Regions from separate parts of the Homo sapiens genome. Here region 1 is linked to region 2. A link is a loop called in an ENCODE intact Hi-C map of the cell type or tissue named here. Cell type or tissue: IMR-90. All regions are shown on one strand. Links, peaks and the distances in the headings refer to the core of each region. The heading gives the core; the rest is flanking DNA. Region 1 has its middle 19 kb from the start of CFAP161. Region 2 has its middle 6.5 kb from the start of IL16.

Region 1 (9,022 bases), core at 4,293-6,792, 73 kb before region 2:
AAGGTGCATTGTTGGTGTGATATTCTTTCCCCCAGGGGTCTGCTAGAAGCTGAAGGCAAAAATAGATGGAGACAAAAAAGACTAGGAGACCCTTTCTATGTAGAGACATCACTCTATGTTCTTTGCAGAGAATAGGAATACGTGCCTTTGATCAGATGAGCTATTAAAAAATGATTATGTAGTTCTGTTAAACTGGATTATTTTCAATATCCTGTCTGCTTTTTCAAAGGACTGTTATTTAGTGGGAAAACATTGCTGAATTCCTTTCAGAGAAATCCTCCCTGTACTGACCCTTCGGCAACACACCTTACACATGTAACTACTTGTTCAGAACAGTCTTCTCCTTCTGACTCTCCACAAAGGCGGGGACCATGAGTATCTTATTTCCCACTGCATCCAGAAGGCTGAGCACAGTGCTTGACGCACAGTGAATTTTGGTTGAATGAACAATTGAAAGGATTTGCCCATTGCAGTGTCATTTTTCCAAGACCTGACAATATCACTTTTGATTCTTTTCTTATTTAGTTCCACCTCCTTATCCCCGCTGCCACTGCTTAAGTCAGCACACGGCATCACCTCTCCTGGGGCTATCTTTAACTAGGCTTCCTGACCCCCTACCCTGGCCTGTCTGCTTTAAATCCAGGCAATGGCCTGTAGCCCCAGCAACCTTCCGAAAGCTCTACTCTCTGTCCCTTGTCAATTTCCTCTTCTGAAAGTTTCAGGGGCTCTCCACTACTTGCAGAAGAAAACCACCAACTCTTGCCTCGATGCTGAAGGTACTTTCCCATCATCTCCCCTCTGCCTCTCATCACCCTGTGTCCCTCCTGGCCCTTGCTTTCTTGCTTCTGTGCTTGGCCTCATCCTCCTTCCTCTGCCTGGAAAGTGCTTACCTCTGTTCTTGCATCTGCATGTCCAAATCCTATTCATCATTTCTATTATTATGTCATTTAAGTTTCAAAAAGTCTCTGAGTCATTGTTCCTTAAATAGCAGTTTTAAAAGGTGATTCTAAAGAAAAGGATTTGATGTTGAAATTAGCTTAGGAAGTGTTGTATGGATTATTGCCATTTTGTAGATTTATAGTGCAGGCCATTAATTCAAGGATCTGAGAAGATCTGCAATCAAGAAACCTATTTAACTCAGCATTTCTCAAATTTATTTGACCATAGAACCCTTTCCCCTTTCACACCTATTAACATATTGCAGATTATTTTGGAAATACTTTCCCGAGAGTTACCAGTAATATCTTTAATCTGTTTTTAATGATGAAGATGCTGAGGCTCAGAGACAAAAATACTTGCGCAAGCCGAGTGAAAGGAGCTTCAATCTGTTTTTTTTTTTTCTTTACTACACTGTGATGACTTACATTTGTCATCCAACAAGAACTTTTAAACTTTCCGAACTATGGAAAGTAAGACAATAGCCTGTATTTATCTTTCCTAATATCTGAATTTTGTCCCACTTCTCTTTTCTAAAAATGATTATTCCCAAGTTTTTCTTTCACTTTTCTTTCCTGCCAGATGTTTTACAAGTAATGAAAGGCTCCAATTAAATTTTCCCAAGAGCTTCATCAAATAATGAAAACAATACATAGAGCATGTTATATCTTTATGAACTTAAAATTAAAACATAATTTTGAGATTACATATAGGTATAATAAAACTATATAAAAAGAAAAGCAAGTGGATAATGAACACAGGATTTAGGAGATGGTTACCTTGGCTGGAGGTAGGGAGGGATGGGGAATGAAAGACTCTTATATTTAGATGTAGATTATTATCAAGATCTTAGCTTTTATTTTGGGGTTATAGGTTTACAAGTGCTTATTACATTATTTAAAAATAACCGGCTAAATAACTAGAGGACCACTGCTGAGAGTGTGTCATAATCCAATTTAATGTACCTGAGACCCTAAAATAAATACATAAATCATAAAAAAGAAAACAATAGCAAATTAAGTTTTCTAGTATATAGCTAGTTTATGTCAAAATAATACTTTTAAAGCGAGGTGAGTGGTGGCCTGATTTTAAGGGGATATTTATTGCTAAGTAATACTGAGTAAATTGCACAGCATCCAATAATGTATGAGTGCATTTCTGTTTTAATCTTGGCTTTGAGAGTTTTTGAGGAATGTAAATTTAAAACTTGATATAATCACATGTAAAATGAATATTTTATGATAAAAAGAGTAAAAAGTAATAAAAGGAGAATTTAAAAAATCCCTTGCATATTTATTATTTTATTATCACCTGGCTTTTAAATTCATCTGCGTTGTAAGTTGTGAGATGATTCTTTATGTTACTTTGTTTATCTTGTTAAGATTCATTTGGGGAGTCAAGGGACTCTGCTCATGCCCAAGTCTGTGCCCTCTAATGAGTAACACCAGAGACTGCACAGTGTCCAGGAAATAGACTTCAGCAAACTAGTCTAGCCAAGGTCACTGGAGTGTTTTCCAACACTAACAACCAATTATTGATTCTCCAGACACCAACTGGGTGTCCAACAATTAAATTCCACTCTGACATTAACTACCTGGAGTTAGTGTCAGATTTCACAGGCTAAAAGCGTTCGGTTTTACAAGACTGCCTTCACTTCAGATGCCAAGTGCAAGTCCTGGGCCACCCATACTTCTGGCTGTAAAATCAGGAGTTCCCATGGCCCCCTCCTCAAGTTCAATTATTTGCTAGAATGACTCATAGAGCCAGGAAAGTACTCTGCGTTTACTGATTTATTACAAAGGATGTTATAAAGGATACAACTCAGTAACAGCCAAATGGAAGAGATGCATAGGGTAAGGAGTGAGGAAAGGGGTGCAGAGCTTCCATGACTTTTCTGGGTGCCACCTTCCCAGCACCTCGATGTGTTCACCAGCCCAGGAGCACATCAACATTTATTGTTCAAGAGTTCTCTCAGAGCTTAATCTCCAGCCCCTCACCTTTCTTCTTGGAGCTGGGTCAGTGGAGCTAAAAGTCTCCACTCTCGAATCACTTGGTCCTTCTGGTGGCCAGTCCCATCACGAGGCTATCTAAGGGCTCCACCCTAAGTTACCTGATTCGTATAAATTCAGTGTGATCAAAAGGAGCTTATTATGAATAACAAAAGACATTCTCATCATTCAGGAAATTCCAAGGGTTTTAGGAGCTCTGTGCCAAGAACAAAGAAGAAAAACCAAATATGTTTCTTATAATACCACAGTTGCCAAACAAATATACTAGCAAACAAGCAAACAAAAACAATGAGCCCTGGGCATGGAGAAAAAATAGACAGAGCTGCTACAACATACAGGCATACCTCAGAGATAACGTGGGTTTGTTTCCAGACTGCTGCACTGAAGCATATATTGCATTAAAGTGAGTCACATAGATTTTTGTTTTCCCAGTGCATATAAACATTTATACTTACACTATACTGTGGTCTATTAAGTGTTCAATGGCTTTATGTCTAAAAAATGTACATATCTTAATTTAAAAATAGTTTACTGCTAAAAAATGCTTAGAGCCATTTGGGCTTTCAGTGAGTTGTAATCTTTATGATAGTGGAGGATCTTGCCTTGCTGTTGTTGGCTGCTGACTGTTGAGGGTGGGGGTTGATTAGGGTGGCTATGGCAATTTCTTAAAATAACACAACAAAGAAGTTTGCCACATTGATTGACTCTTCTTTCACATGTCAATCTAAACAAACAGAGAGAGGCTCTCTGAAAGAAAAGATGTATGTTTGGGGATAGAACATCGCAATGGGAATATGCATGTCATAGTAAACTAAGTGCATATTCATGGAGGTAGAGGAAGACGAGGGTTTTTGTTTGTTTGTTTGTTTTAAGACGGAGTCTCGCTCTGTCGCCCAGGCTGGAGTGCAGTGGCGCGATCTCGGCTCACTGCAAGCTCCGCCTCCCGGGTTCACGTCATTCTCCTGCCTCAGCCTCCCGAGTAGCTGGGACTGCAGGCACCCACCACCACGCCCAGCTAATTTTTTGTATTTTTAGTAGAGACAGGGTTTCACCATGTTGGTCAGGATGGTCTCTATCTCCTGACCTTGTGATCCGCCCACCTCGGCCTCCCAAAGTCCTAGGATTACAGGCGCAAGGGTTTTTAAAATAAAAAAAATGAGGATTGCATAATTGTTTTGAAACAATTATCCTTGGCTAAAAAGATCGATAACAAGGGTGATGCCAAGTCCAAGGTGGGACAGGCAGTTGTTGGGAAGATGTTTTTGCAGAAGGATTTTTTGTATAAGTTTGTGACGACTTTTGTGCAAGGTTGTGGTTTGTGCAGTCTTTTTTATTATCAGGCATACAAGCATGAAAACTCTTTCTTCATGGCCTTCTCTGGCTCTACTTGTCAGGGAATTTTTTCTTTTTTTAGCATTAGTGACTCCATTTTGATTCTGATAACTTTCACATTTCCCGTTTTTGATCAATATCTTTTTCCAAAAGCATCACTGAACAATCAACCTGTAGTTAGGTTTTGATGTCTCTGGATGCTGGGATGAACCTGTTCCAGTGGTTGGTCTTGTGTCACACTGGGAGCAGTGGAGGGGGGTAATTGGTCACTAGTAGTCAGTGTCAAAACCCTTTTAGCTACATTTGCGTAAAGAGGAAGGTTGGAGGAAGTGGCTTTAAGTCAAGTCTGCTAGAATCCATTACTAAGCTCAATTTTGCAATTATGTCAAAGTGCTGAGCCAGTATTATTTCGTACTTCTGAAGACATTTAATAAATAACAGATCCAAAGTTTAAAAAGGGAAAATACAAAGTAAAAATTAATAATTATATGACAAAATTCTAGTTTGCATAATGGGTTTCAGCTAGAACCTAGGCTTTTGTTTTTCATTTGTTTTGAGACAGGGCTCACTCTGTCACTGCAGCTGGAGTGCAGTGGAGTCATTGCCTCTCACTGCAACCTCAATCTCTCAAGCTCAAGTGATCTCTTATGGTCAGCCTCCCAAGTAGCTGGGACTACAGCAGGTACCACTGTGCCTAGCTAATTAATTTTTTTTTTTTTTTTTTAACAGAGACAGGGTTTCACTATGTTGCCCAGGCTGATTGCGAGCTCCTGGGCTCAAGCAATACTCCCACCTCAACCAGAATCTAGGCTTAAAGACAATTAATTGAATGAATCAAATGACTATAGGGAATAAGTGAGACCTGTTGTAACCATGTGGCCTGTTTTCTTATGTTGTAAACATAAGTCTGAACTTTTCCAGAGAAGAATGTGTTTAGGTACAGCATGTAGTATTAGCAACAGTACAGACGTTTTCTTATTTAACCAGTGGTTACTAAAGGATTTCTTAGAGTAGGTTCCGTTAGGTTACCAGCTATTAACTGTGGAATTTCGGTTACACCATTTCACTTGCCAAGTGAAAAAGGTTACATTAAGGGAGGTAAAAGTCTCATTATGTTATGGAGTCATTTCTTTTTTAAAAATTTTATTTTATTAAGAACAAATTTTTTGAGATGGATTCTTGCTCTGTTGCCCAGGCTGGAGTGCAGTGGCACAATCTTGGCTCACTGCAGCCTCCGCCTCCTGGGTTCAAGTGATTCTCCTGCCTCAGTCTCCCAAGTAACTGGGACTACAGGCGCACGCCATAACGCCCAGCTAATTTTTTTTGTATTTTTGGTAGAGATGGGGTTTCACCATGTTGGTCAGGCTGGTCTCAAACTCCTGACCTCAGGTGATCCACCCGCCTCAGCCTCCCAAAGTGCTGGGATTACAGGCTTGAGTCACTGCGCCTGGCCTGGAGTCTTATTTCAACATCTTGGGAAAAGCTGTTTATGGTGTGAAAACATCAACTTTTTCCCCTGGTTTGTAGTGTGAGTATCTCTGGTCATGACATTGGGTGGCTTGGTGAGTTTTTTGTGTGATTCATACACCGAGCATGAGGCTTGTTTCTTAAAATTTGTCTAGTTTCAGCTTGTAGGGCTTTAGGAATAGGGCAACTTTTGTTTTTAGTTGGAGAGTTGTAGCCAAATATTAGAGAAAATTAGGAGAATTCAGGGTCTAGTCTAGTCTACAGGTAGATAATGAGAACTTGTAAACAATTCACAAGGCTGCAATCCAATACAGATGGCTTATAGTGTTGTTTTTGGAAAACTAACCTTTTCTCTCTGCACTGATCACTTAGGAATCTCATATTAAAAAACCTTTTGGGGCTAGGAATCCATAGGAAGGCAGACTTTAGATTTTTACATACAGTTTTAAGGTTCTTGGACCTGCCAGGAAGTGACAATTTTTACTCACTGTGAGGCTGGGAACTCTGGAAGCCAGGCATTTTCTGCACATTCTTAAATATGATATTTTAGTCAAAATCTTGGTAATATAACCAATGTTTCCAATTGTATCATACTTATAAAGAGATTATACATATATATATAATATACACTATATATATTCAGTGTTAAGATTTTATTTTCAAAGCTTTTTTGTTGTACAGAAAGTAAAAATGCTGTCGCAATCTCAGTGTAATTGGTAGCCACAGATGGTTGACTCACCAATCACAGCTATCCACGCTACAGCAAGAGTCTCACACAAAAAGCTAACAATGCTTACAATTTTGTTGGGGTGAAGTCCCTAAGCTCGGTGGTAGATTACCAAGAGGGACTAAATGGAGGAAGGCAGAATGTCACAGAACCTATTCTTTGGCTCTTTGGGTGGGTGGATGTCCTGGGGTTTGTATCACAGCTACTTTTTTTTTTTTTTTTTTTTAAACAGCTACCAAATCCATGAATAGTCCAAACAATACTGAACAGTTCTGTTTCTGCAGGTGGTCTGGGGTCTTAACCATCTTCTTCATCATCTGTTTCTCTCTTCCTGTTTTCACCTTTTCCGCTTTCTTCCTCCTCTTCATCCTCATCTTCATCCTCATCCATCTTCATCTTTATCAAGTCCAAATTCTTCTTCCTCCTCGCTGACTTCATCTTTGTCATCATCCCCTTCTACATCTTCGTCTTCATCTTCCTCTTCATCCAACTCCTCTTCTTCACCATCCTCATTCTCCTAGTCCTTCTCATCTTCTCCTTCTTCATCCTCCTCCTCTTTATCCACACCATCCACCTGGGCATCTGAGTCAGGGGCTTCCTGGTCCTCTGGGTCATAGGTATCCAAGCAGGTCAGCTGAGGCAGGAGCTTGAAGACACTCTCTTGGTAGTCATTCAGGTTAATAACCTCACAGTTAAAGAGGTCCAGGCTTTTTAGACATTCCAACTTTTTCAAAGGTTCCAAGGTGCTGATATCTTTCAGTTTTTTTCCACTTAAGTTTAAATGTGTGAGATTTGGAAGTTTTTCTGCAGACATATTCAGACCTCCAAAGATTCTATTTTCACTGAGTACAAATTTTTTCAATTTAGGCAGCTTGGGGAGATTTGAAATTGAAATCAAACCTACATTTATTAAACGGAGGAACTCTAAGTTCACAAATTCAGCTGTTAAGCTCTCAATTTTCCAGTCATTTGATTTGCAGTTGTCCAAGACATGTTCTCGAACCCTCTTTAAACACTCTTACATCTCAGCTGAAAAACGTCGAGCACGCCAGGTAAACCTGATGGACGAATTCCCACAAGTTCGCGGCTTGTTAACCACAGCCACCTGAGGGCACGAAACCCGGCTGCTTGTGGGACCGGAGCGGGGTGGGAGGCCACGCGGGGCCGCCCTCAGCGGGAAAGCCACTCACCCGCTGGGGCGTCCGCCTGCAGCGCCACCTGGCCCCGCGCTAGTCCGCGGGGGGCTCGCGGTGGCGGGCAGTCGCGCTAAACCCGGGAGACCAAAGGGGCGATTCCTCCAGGCCGGACCAGCGCACACGCAGCCGCGCCCCACGAGGGCCGCACCGGGCTGTACTCTAGCGAGGCCAGAGGCTGCACGACCCGCCAGCGGAGCCCAGCTGAGGCCCGCCCCAAACCACCCAAGAGAGAATGTATTTTTATTGAACTTATATAAATAAAAATACTCACGAATAGTTTCTGAATTTTGGAAGAATCAGGTAGGGAGAAGAAGCAATTGCTTCTATTTTTGTATACGTTACCAAATTATTATAAACTATAGATAGCTTGTGAGATAAAATTTCCTGAAATCTGGAAAACATTTAAGTAAAGAACCAATAAGGTTTTAAATAAGAGTCGTCAGAACATTATTTTTATCAATTGCTTAGTTTCATGTATTTTGTTTTGTTTTGCTGGATGTTAATTAGCAGTTTTATGAACCCATTGGTTTTTAAATTAGGGCTCTGGAAATTTTTATTGAGTCCATTGATCTTAAAGTTACCAGATATCTGTTGTTAGAGTGTTTTCCATGAAAAGCAATTTTAGACTATAGCTGATTGCAAATACTTTTAAAGAAGAATTCAAAACAATAATTATAGATGACAAAAACTTAGACTAGCCATGATTAAAATCTGATGAAAGTTCCCAGTTGACAAAGAAATTTATTTATTTCTACTACATGCAGTATTTTAAGATAACAACCAGAATCATGACTGAGAGTGTCACATCAGGACTTTTATAAATTTTTATAATCTTTTATAAATTTTATATTATCGTTAGAATACTCATATTAATAAGATAGCCACACAAATACAGCTTTAGAAAACATTCAACATAGCAATAAAATTATGACTTTTAATAAATTAACAGATTTTAATAACGTTATATAATTTTTGAAACTTTATATTAATAGCATACCCATAATTGTAACTGAAAGAAGATCCAGCACCACTTACCATTTGGCAATGGCTCCCATACAATTTACCTAAGTCTAATCATTTAGTATCTCTACAAGATGAGAGAGACATTTTTTGGGGCTCTCTGGAGGCCCACCCAGAAAATCCCAGTTAATTTTAGGTCAAAAAGAGATAATTTAGAATATTGATTCTGGGGAAACCTGCCAAAGACATTAAAAGGTTCAAAACAATTGATCAAAACCCAATCACAGGCCCCAGCCCCCATGGTGGTTCATGCTTGTAATCCCAACATTTTGGGTGGTCAGTGCAGGAGGCCAGAAGTTCAACACCAGCCTGGGCAACACAGCAAGATCCTGTCT
Region 2 (9,022 bases), core at 2,447-4,946:
GGAGTTACACTGGGGCAGAGATGGAGAAGCAAATGGGCGAATTGTAGAATAGGGATGGGAAAAGAAAGTGTTTTAAATCTTACCAGCTTAACCTAGCCACTGTGAGTTTTTTAAGTGTACATCCATCCAGTCTGTTTTTCTTGCAGCATCTTAAACAAATTATGGTGACTTGTTAGCTAAGGGAATAAGATCTTTTTGCTGGTGGGGCAAGGTTTTGCCTGTGTATCAGCCAGTTGTCTCTGTTCCCCACATCTGGCAGCCAACCCCTCAGTGTGCATCCCTCACTACCAGAGGCCTCGCCCTGAACCCTGGAAAGCCCTCAGTAATACCAGCAGCTCCCTCTTCCTGAGTGCTTTCAGCACCAGGCATTGATTTAGGATCAACCTGCATGAGCACTGACTCATTTGATCTTACCTACAGCGCTTTATTTTTATTTTTATTTTTTATTTTTACCTACAGCACTGTGGGGTACATGCTGTTGTCTTTACTTCTCAGGTGAACCAAAACAAGACACAGGGAGTTTAACCAGGTGGTGAGTGGCAGGACAGATTTGAACACAGGCGGGTCTATTCCATCCTAAAGCCTGTACTCTTAGTAAGCAGTATGCAGCTGAAAAAGCACGGTGAGCTTTCTACATATCCATACTGCTCACATGCTGATGCTTCCACTCGACATTGGGTTGTGGATAACTTCTCAGTTCCGACAAAGTTATCTGAACCACCAGTCTTACCAACCTCAGAAAAACAGATCAGATGCCTGTGCAGTAATTTATTTAACCATTCCCCAATTATGGACATCTTGGCTTGCTTTCAATTTTATGTTTTCCAAAATATCATCATAAATATTTTCAAACATATGGAAAAGAGGAAAGAATTGTAGTCAACATACCTATGTCCACTATCTAGATTCTACAAATAACATTTTAGTATATTTGCTTTATCACATCTATCCATCTCTCCATCCCTCTGTCCATCCATGCATCCATCTTTTTTTTTCATTTTTTTCTTTTTTAAATATAGAGATGAAGTCTTACTATGTTGCCCAGGGGAGCCTCGAACTCCTGTCCCCAAGTGATCCTCCCTGCCTCAGCATCCTAAAGTGCTGAGATTACAAGAGTGAGCCACCATGCCTGGCTATCCATCTCATTTTTGAATGCATTTCCAAATAAGTTGGGGATTAAATAAAGAGTACCTGAGGGCCCAAAGTAGCCCCCCTGGCTTCCTCTCTAGTAGAAAGTAGGGTGAGGATATAGGTGATCTCCCTTTGGAGGCAGACTATGTGTGTGCACTTACTTACACTGGCGAACCTTCCAGGGTGGAACTTGACTTCATCATACATCTAACTTTCAATATTTGTTTACTGTTGTTCTTTCAGGTAAGATTTACATACAGTGAAATGTATGTATCTTAAGTGCACTGTTCAGTTCATTGTGAAAAGTGTATATCCCAGTGTAAAGCACACCCCTAGCAAGGCATAAAATGTTATCATCACTGGCTGGATGCAGTGGCTCACATCCGTAATCGCTACACTTTTGTAGGCTGAGTAGGGAGATGGCTGATGCCCAGGAGTTCAAGACCAGTCTGTGCAACATAGCAAGACCCCATCTCTAAAAAAATTAAAAATTTGCTGGGTGTGACGGTGCACACCTGTAATCCCAGGTACTTGGAAGGCCGAGGCAGGAGGGTTGCTTGAGTCTGGGAGGTTGAGTTTGCAGTGAACTATGATTGTATCACTGCATTCCCGCCTGAGTGACAGTAAGACTTTGTTCACCCCCACCCAAAAAAATTACCATCATGATCACCCCATAAAGCTCTTTTGTGCCCTTCTCAGTTGCTTTCAATTTTTGCTGATAATACACAACTTGTTGCTAACTTTAAAGACCTGATTAAATAAAGTATGGCACCTGCTTTGTCCTCCTTTGACCGTGGGGGCAGAACCTTTGCCTGCAAAGGCCCCCAGTTGTGGTGAGCAGACCTCATGATGAGTTCAAGTGCAGACTTTGGCTGGGGGTTCTGGGATAAGAAAGCAGCACCAAGCCATGGGTTATTCTGGGCTAAAGGGCAACAAGGTACGGAGAGTGGTCCTGGCTATCTCTGGGCTTGGGATTAGGGTTGCAGTTTTGGGTTCTGACAGTGAGGTTAGAAACAGGCCAGGGAAGAGGAGATGGAGCAGGGGCCCCATGGGTGGTGAGCACTGTATTGAGGCTTTGTATGTCCTTGTTTATCCTGAGGGCCTCACCTGAGCCCCCATGGACCCTAAGGCCCAGTGATGGGTGCCAAGCTGTTCCCACTAGAGTTGTCCTCATATTTCCTGCTGCAGTCCAGACTAGAATGGGCATTGGAGGCAATGCATGTACCTTTCGCTAGCAAGATGAATACAAAAACAGCACAAAATAGATTGCAGGTAGTGTCGGGCAGATGTGCTTTCAGCCGTCTGAATCGCTATGTTGTTATGAGGTGGAGAGGGGGAGGGTATAGACACAGGCATTTCTGGCTCTTGCACACTGCTGTTCTTTTCTTCCCATTGCAGAGGGTGTGTGGAGCACTGCGGGCGAGATGGAGCTGAGGGAAGGCAGAGCTGGTACGTGTTGAACGTCCACTGTATTTCAGGCAGTGAGAGCGTTCTGTATAAGTCTTATAATAACCCATTTTACAGATGAGGAAGCTGATGCTCAGAAAGAGGACTGGCTTCCCTCAGGTCAGACACTAGTCAGCAGCAGCCCAGGGGATAGGTACTCAGGCTGCTGGACTCCTGGACCAGTGCTCTTTTCAATGCAAACCCCTCCTGTGACTAGGGTGTGCACGTGCATACGTATGCCTGTAACAGGTTAGATCCATGTGTTGATGTGTCTATATTGTCTCTGTGTCTATGCATCTGATCACAAAGAATCCCTCTTTCCCTCCTTCCTTTGCCCTTCTTCCTCCCGGCCTTTTTTTCTTCTTTCTCTTCCTCTTCTCATCCCTTCCTCTCACAGCTACTTAGCATCCAGTTTGTGTCAGGTACTATGCTCAATACCAGGGCTACAAAGAAAGATATGGCACAGCCCCTGGCAGCAAGGCTTTATTCTCTTACTGGTAAGGCAGACACACGGATGAGAGAACTCAGCATGGAGTGCTTTGGGAGGACAGAAGGGCAGCTCCTTATTTATTTCTTATTTATTGAAACAAGGAGTGCAGTGGTATGATCAAGGCTCACTGCAGCCTTGACCTCCTGGCTTAAGCCTGGGCTTAAGCAATCCTCCCGCCTCAGCCTCCTAAGTAACTGAGACTATAGGCACATGCCACCATGCCAAGATAATTTTTTTTTTTTTTTTTTTTTGAGACGGAGTCTCACTACATCACCCAGGCTGGAGTGCAGTGGCACGATCTTGGCTCACTGCAACCTCCACCTCCTGGGTTCAAGCGATTCTTTTGCCTCAGCCTCCCGAGTAGCTGGGATTACAGGAGCCTGCCATCGTGCCCGGCTAAGTTTTGTATTTTTAGTACAGACAGGGTTTCTCCATGTTGACCCAGCTTGTGTCCAACTCCTGATCTCAAATGATCCACCTGCCTTGGTCTCCTAAAGTGCTGGGATTACAAGCATGAGCCACTGCACCTGGCCCATACCAAGCTAATTTTTCATTTTTATTTTTGTAGGGACAGAGTCTTGCTGTAGAGACAGGGTCTTTCCCAGGCTGGTCTTGAACTCCTGGCCTCAAGTGATTCTCCCACCTCAGCCTCCCAAAGAGTTAGGATTACAGGTCTGATCCACTACGACCAGTCAAGTGATTTAATGTGTGAGTTGGGAGGGGGTGTCAGGGAAGTCTTCCTGGAGGAGGTGATTCTGAGCCAAGCCTTGAAAAACATACAAGAGTTCACTGGAGGCAGGGCTTGTTGAAGCTCTTGCTTAGAAAGGGCAGAGTGTGCTGACATGTGGAGGTGGAAGGATGCACGAAGCATCTGGAGGAACTTCAAGCGTCGGAGAGACAAGCCTGTGTTCTTGGGCAGGGATTTAAAATTTTTACTTATTGAGTCAGTCATGTCATGACAACAACAAATTAAGAGAAGAAAGTAGGGATTTCTTAATCTTTAAAAATGTTGCTTTCTGATGCAAGGCAGGAAGCGGCGTTCCTCAGATACTTGTGTGGGCAGAAAGACTGAAAGCGTGGGACAAATAACTGCTTTGCACAGCTGGGCACCATCCACCTCGAACTCCACCCTTGTCCTGTCTGAAGCCACGCAGGCCAGGGCCCCTGGCCAGGGCATCTCGGACATTCTGTGACAGCCAGAAAAGACGAGGGACTCAACTGCCTCCACACCCTTGTAAAAGGCAAGACCCCAAACTGAACACATGGTTCCTGCCAAAGTCTTGCTGAGTGGAAACATTCTCCCCCTTCTCCCCCGGGTGTGTCACTCATTAATACCTGGCCTTTTCTTGTTGCCAGGTGGTGCTGTGCAAACCATCCTAATATTGGCCTTAAAAATAGCACCACCCAGGCACTGACCACTCCCTCCCAGTGTGGCGTTTAACCCTTTCTAAGCCCACCCATGTGATAGGGCTGAAGGGGATGGGTAGGAATCTACAGATGCTCAGCACGGCAATGTTTACTTACTCAGCTTTTGTTACAAGGACAAGAACTGACTGGATTTTGTTGTCAGATAATCCTGGGTTAACATCCTGGCTCTGTACTTTGGGCTTTGAGTTGTTTTACTCCCTGTGATGTCTCTTCCTCCCTTTCTTATAAGAAAAAGGGGAAATCATTATGGTACCAACCCTCCAAGTGAATTGTGGAGCTGGATACTGTGTGGATGGTACTTAGCCTTGTGTCTAGCTGTTCCATGGTGAGCAGGCCTATGCAAACCTACCCCCAAAGGCTGAGGAAGTTGAGGGGCCAAAGAAAGAAGCTGAAAAATCCAGTTTCTTAGAAAGAAATGTTGAATAGGGACTTATGTCCAGAAGCCATGTCTGTGTCTAGGACGGCGAGACAAGATGGTGAATCCCCACAATTACACCCCAGACCCAGGGTTTATATATCATAGGAGAAGGGTACAGTGCTTCAGAAGGAATGGGTAGGGTGATTGCTCAAGGTCAGGATTTATGGTAAGTACAATAACATCAAGATTGTTTTGACCTAAGGGTAGGATAAGTACATGCTCTTATACAAGGAACAGTAGATAGACTAGAAACCTTACGAGACTTTCCTGGAACTGGAGTTAATCAGAATCCAACATGGGGGATTAGCACCCAAGATGGAGTTGCCTCAGCCTCCACACTGGCCCACAGCAAGTGCTGCACAAATGCTTGTTGTTGCTGTTATTAATCAGCCAAGGTTCTATATCTCTGAGTACTTTTTATTTGTTTTAGAGCCATGAATTAAACCAAGTGATTCTTCTTGTCATAACCGGAGGGTCATGAATGCTCTTGGAACTAAACTCTCTTCCCTTGGAGAGAACATTCTGTTTCCTAATCTGTGGCTTCTAGGAGCTAAGAGAGATACTGTGAATATGTTTTTTAAGTTCCATTTAAACCTGGGCCTAATCACATAAATTACGCTAAGGAAATGTCTGGAAGAGCTCTTTGTAAACTGAAAACTACAAACAAATGTAGAAACTCATTACATGGCATTAGTCATTTATTCATTCATTTATGCATTGATTCACTCAGTAAATGTTTATCAACCCTTTATGGGCCAGGCATGCTCTAGTGCTGGGGACCCCACAGTGAACAGGCTGATGAGGTCCCTGTGTGGGACCTAGATGGGGCGGATGGGTGGTATGTAAGTACCCAAGCAGACTAACAAGACAGCTTCAAATGCTGGCAAGTTCTATGAAGAAAATAAAATAAGGAGAGGTAACGGTGAGTGCCTGGTTTAGGTTGAGTGGTCAAGAAAGATCCCACTTAGGAGATGGAGTCAGGGAAGAGCCAGCCATATGAAGATCTGGAAGTGGAACTTTCCTGTAAGAGAAAACAGCTAGGGCAGAAGTCTTAGGGTGACAAGGGCATGGCTTATTCAAGAAAGAGCCAGAAGGCCAGGGTGGCTGTGGGATGCAGCGAGCAGGAGAGGCAGAGGTGGAAGCTGGAGTTTGGGAGATAAACAAGGGTGAGATCATTTAGCTCCTTTGGGACACTGTAAGGAATTTGGGTATTATTTTGGAAAACAACGCAAAGCCTTTGGAAGGGGTGGAGCACAGGGCATTTTTGGGGCAGTAAATATATCTCTCTGTCTGATACTACAGTGGTAGATCCATAACGCTATGCACTTGTCAGAACCCATAGAACTGCACAACACAATGGGTGAACCATCACGTAAGCCATGAACTTTAGCTAATAATCATGTATCAGTATTGATTTATCAATTGTAAAAAGGTACCACGCCAATGCAAGATGTTAATAGTATGGGAAATTGTGTGTGTGGAGAGGGAGATCAGTATTCGGGAGTTCTGTACTTTCTATGCAATATTTCTGTAAAGCTAAAACTGCTCAGAACAATAAAGTTTATTAAATTTTTAAAAAAGTGGTTGGGTGCAGTGGCTCATGCCTATAATCCCAGCACTTTGGGAGGCCAAGGAAGGAGGACTGCTTGAGGCCAGGAGTTCAAGACCAGCCTGGGCAACACAGAGAGACCGTGTCTCTACAAAAAAAAAGAAAAAAGAAAAAATAGCCAAATGTGGTGGCATGTGCTTGTTGTCCTAGCTACTCGGGAGGCTGAGGCTGGAGGATTGCTTGAGCCAGGAGTTTAAGGCTGCAGTTAGCTATGATCATACCACTACCCTGCAGCCTGGGCCACAGAGCAAGATGCTGTCTCAAAAACAAACAAACAAACAAAAAACAGTTTTTAAAAGTAATTCAAAGCCCTTGCAAATTTTATGCTGATCCAATTTATATTTTCAAAAAGCCTACCTGCTATTATGTGAAAAATGGATTATGAAGGTCTGCATAGGAACCAGAATCCCAGTTAGAAGGTGAAAGCTATAATCAGACAAGAGGCACTGGTAAGAGGAGGGTGGCGGCAGTGAAGATGGAGAGAAGCGGAAAGAAAGTGGGATAGCTTCTGGGGATAGAGCCAACGAGAATCACTGATAAATTGGATGTGATGTGGAAGGTTAGAGAGATGGAGGGATCAAGATGAATAAAAACTCACAGAGGGCTTATTCTGGCAGGCACTGTTCTAAGAACCTTACAAGTATTACCATATTTAGCCCAAACAAACCTTGTGAGGTGGATGTTAGTGCACTAGCCAGCCTATAGATGACAAAACCAGTCCACAGAGAAGTGCCTTTTTGCCTGCCTATGATCATGCACTTGGGCAGGGACAGACCTGCGAGATGAACCCAGGAATTTTGGCTTCAGAGCCTGTGCTATGTTCTTCCCACCTTGATACTGAGGATTTTGGCTTGGGAAATTGATGGATGCTAGTGACAATTACCAAAATGTGGAAGTTTAGGGAAGAAACATTTTATTAGGGGGGGAATCAAGAGTACTGTTGGCAGTGTTCCTTTTTTTTGCCTCACTGAATAACAGCCAGGCAATGTTACTTTTGAAATTTAAGTTAAACCCCAGCTGAAGATGTTAAGCAAGTGGTAGGAAAAAAGAGTCAGAATTCAAGGAGAAGTCCAGGCCTGGAGAAGTGAATTTGGGAGTTGTTGGCATGTGCGTGGTATATTTGCTTGTGGACTGGCTTCAGTTGCTTGTCGTGATTGTAAGTATCTTAGTGATGGAATATTACTTTGAAAGGATGCAAGCCTGATGGACAGTTTGAAAGAAAAAAAGGCCAGAGAGAGGGCAGCATGGTCTACATGGAAGTCAGCTAGAATTTTCGTATGAAGTTAAAACCCTTGGTTTGAATCTATATGTTGCTGTGGGCCAGGGAAAGAGGGGAAGAGAGCCGGGGAGCGGGAATCAAGGGACCAATGGCTTCTGACTGCACAGCCTTGGACGTGCACTTTTTGGACATGTAACTTCTCTGAGTCTCAGTGTTTGCATCCGTAAGTGGGGACGTACAATAAAATCATCAAGTTTTGGCCTCAACATTCTGTCTAAGTTGAAAGTGCTAAATGCAGAGAGAATTTATTATCATCATGTCCATTACTGTCAGGTTACATTACTAGTAACATTACATTACTAGTTAAAATTGTTACATTACTAGTTAAAATTGTTAAATTATATTCTGCGTCATGTTACATTACTAGTTAAAATTGTTACATTACTAGTTAAAATTGTTAAATTATATTCTGCTCATGATAATACAGTTCGCATGACCAAAAGTGTACAGCATAAAGAATTCCCAAGGCATTTTATAGATTGCAGGACAGCTCTTTGCTCAGACCTCTGAGCAGCCCTGTCAGATTATTGGGTTATTGTTTCCATTTTGTGGACATGGAAACTGAGACTCAGTAAGGTAAAAGGACTTGCAGTTGACAGAGCCGCTTAGTACAGAAGCTGGGGCTTATTGCTCTGACCCTAAGCTCTTTATTTTGCCATTGTTTGAACAGAATAGGAGATGACCCTGTTGTGTCATTTTAAGGACACACTTTCTTTTTGCCTTCTGAATATGTTTACTTGCCACAACAAACATGTATTACTTTTATAACTAAAATTTTGAAATTAAAAATTTTTGTAATTTTAATTTTTTAAATTAAATTTAAATTTGTAATTGTAATTTTAATTTTTAAAAATTAAATTAGAATTTTTAAAATTAAAATTTTTTAAATTAATTTTTCAAAATTTATAATTTTAATTTTGTAATTAAAATTTTTGTAATTAAAAATTTACTTTTGGAAATAAAATTTTGTAATTAAAAAATAGGAGAATTAGAAGGAAATACAGGTTATTGATTATGAAACTTTAGCAAGCATCAGAATCACTTGTTGAACAGATTTCTCAGTTCCGTGGGCTGGAAGGGCCAAAAAGGTGAGCAGGCTTCTGCTTGGTTAGCTGTTGGCAGCATGCTTCCTCCTCTATTGCCTCATTCTCTCAGTAACACTGTGCAGTAGAAGTTTCTAATTTCATCTGGCAGACAATTAATTTCATCTAATTTTCATCG

Evidence for each region. Peaks named below come from ENCODE experiments on the same cell type or tissue, not always from the same donor. Only the 100,000 strongest peaks of a DNase experiment are listed, where the experiment ranks them.
Region 1: it touches region 2 in a loop (5-fold over the local background); 3 of 110 quality-filtered maps call a loop at or near these places.

Annotation. Positions count from the first base shown.
Region 1 is chr15:81,110,867-81,119,888 of GRCh38, forward strand. It overlaps a transcript of CFAP161 not described here and the pseudogene ANP32BP3. Among named protein-coding and RNA genes, the nearest start is that of CFAP161, 19 kb to the right of the region's middle. RefSeq lists an enhancer at 739-898. In IMR-90, for the core only: no CTCF peak of the experiment used is centred there; DNase peaks (open chromatin) are centred at 5,785 and 6,475; H3K27ac peaks cover 838 bases.
Region 2 is chr15:81,185,824-81,194,845 of GRCh38, forward strand. It overlaps a transcript of IL16 not described here. Among named protein-coding and RNA genes, the nearest start is that of IL16, 6.5 kb to the right of the region's middle. RefSeq lists an enhancer at 3,710-4,909. In IMR-90, for the core only: no CTCF peak of the experiment used is centred there; a DNase peak (open chromatin) is centred at 3,958; H3K27ac peaks cover 2,241 bases.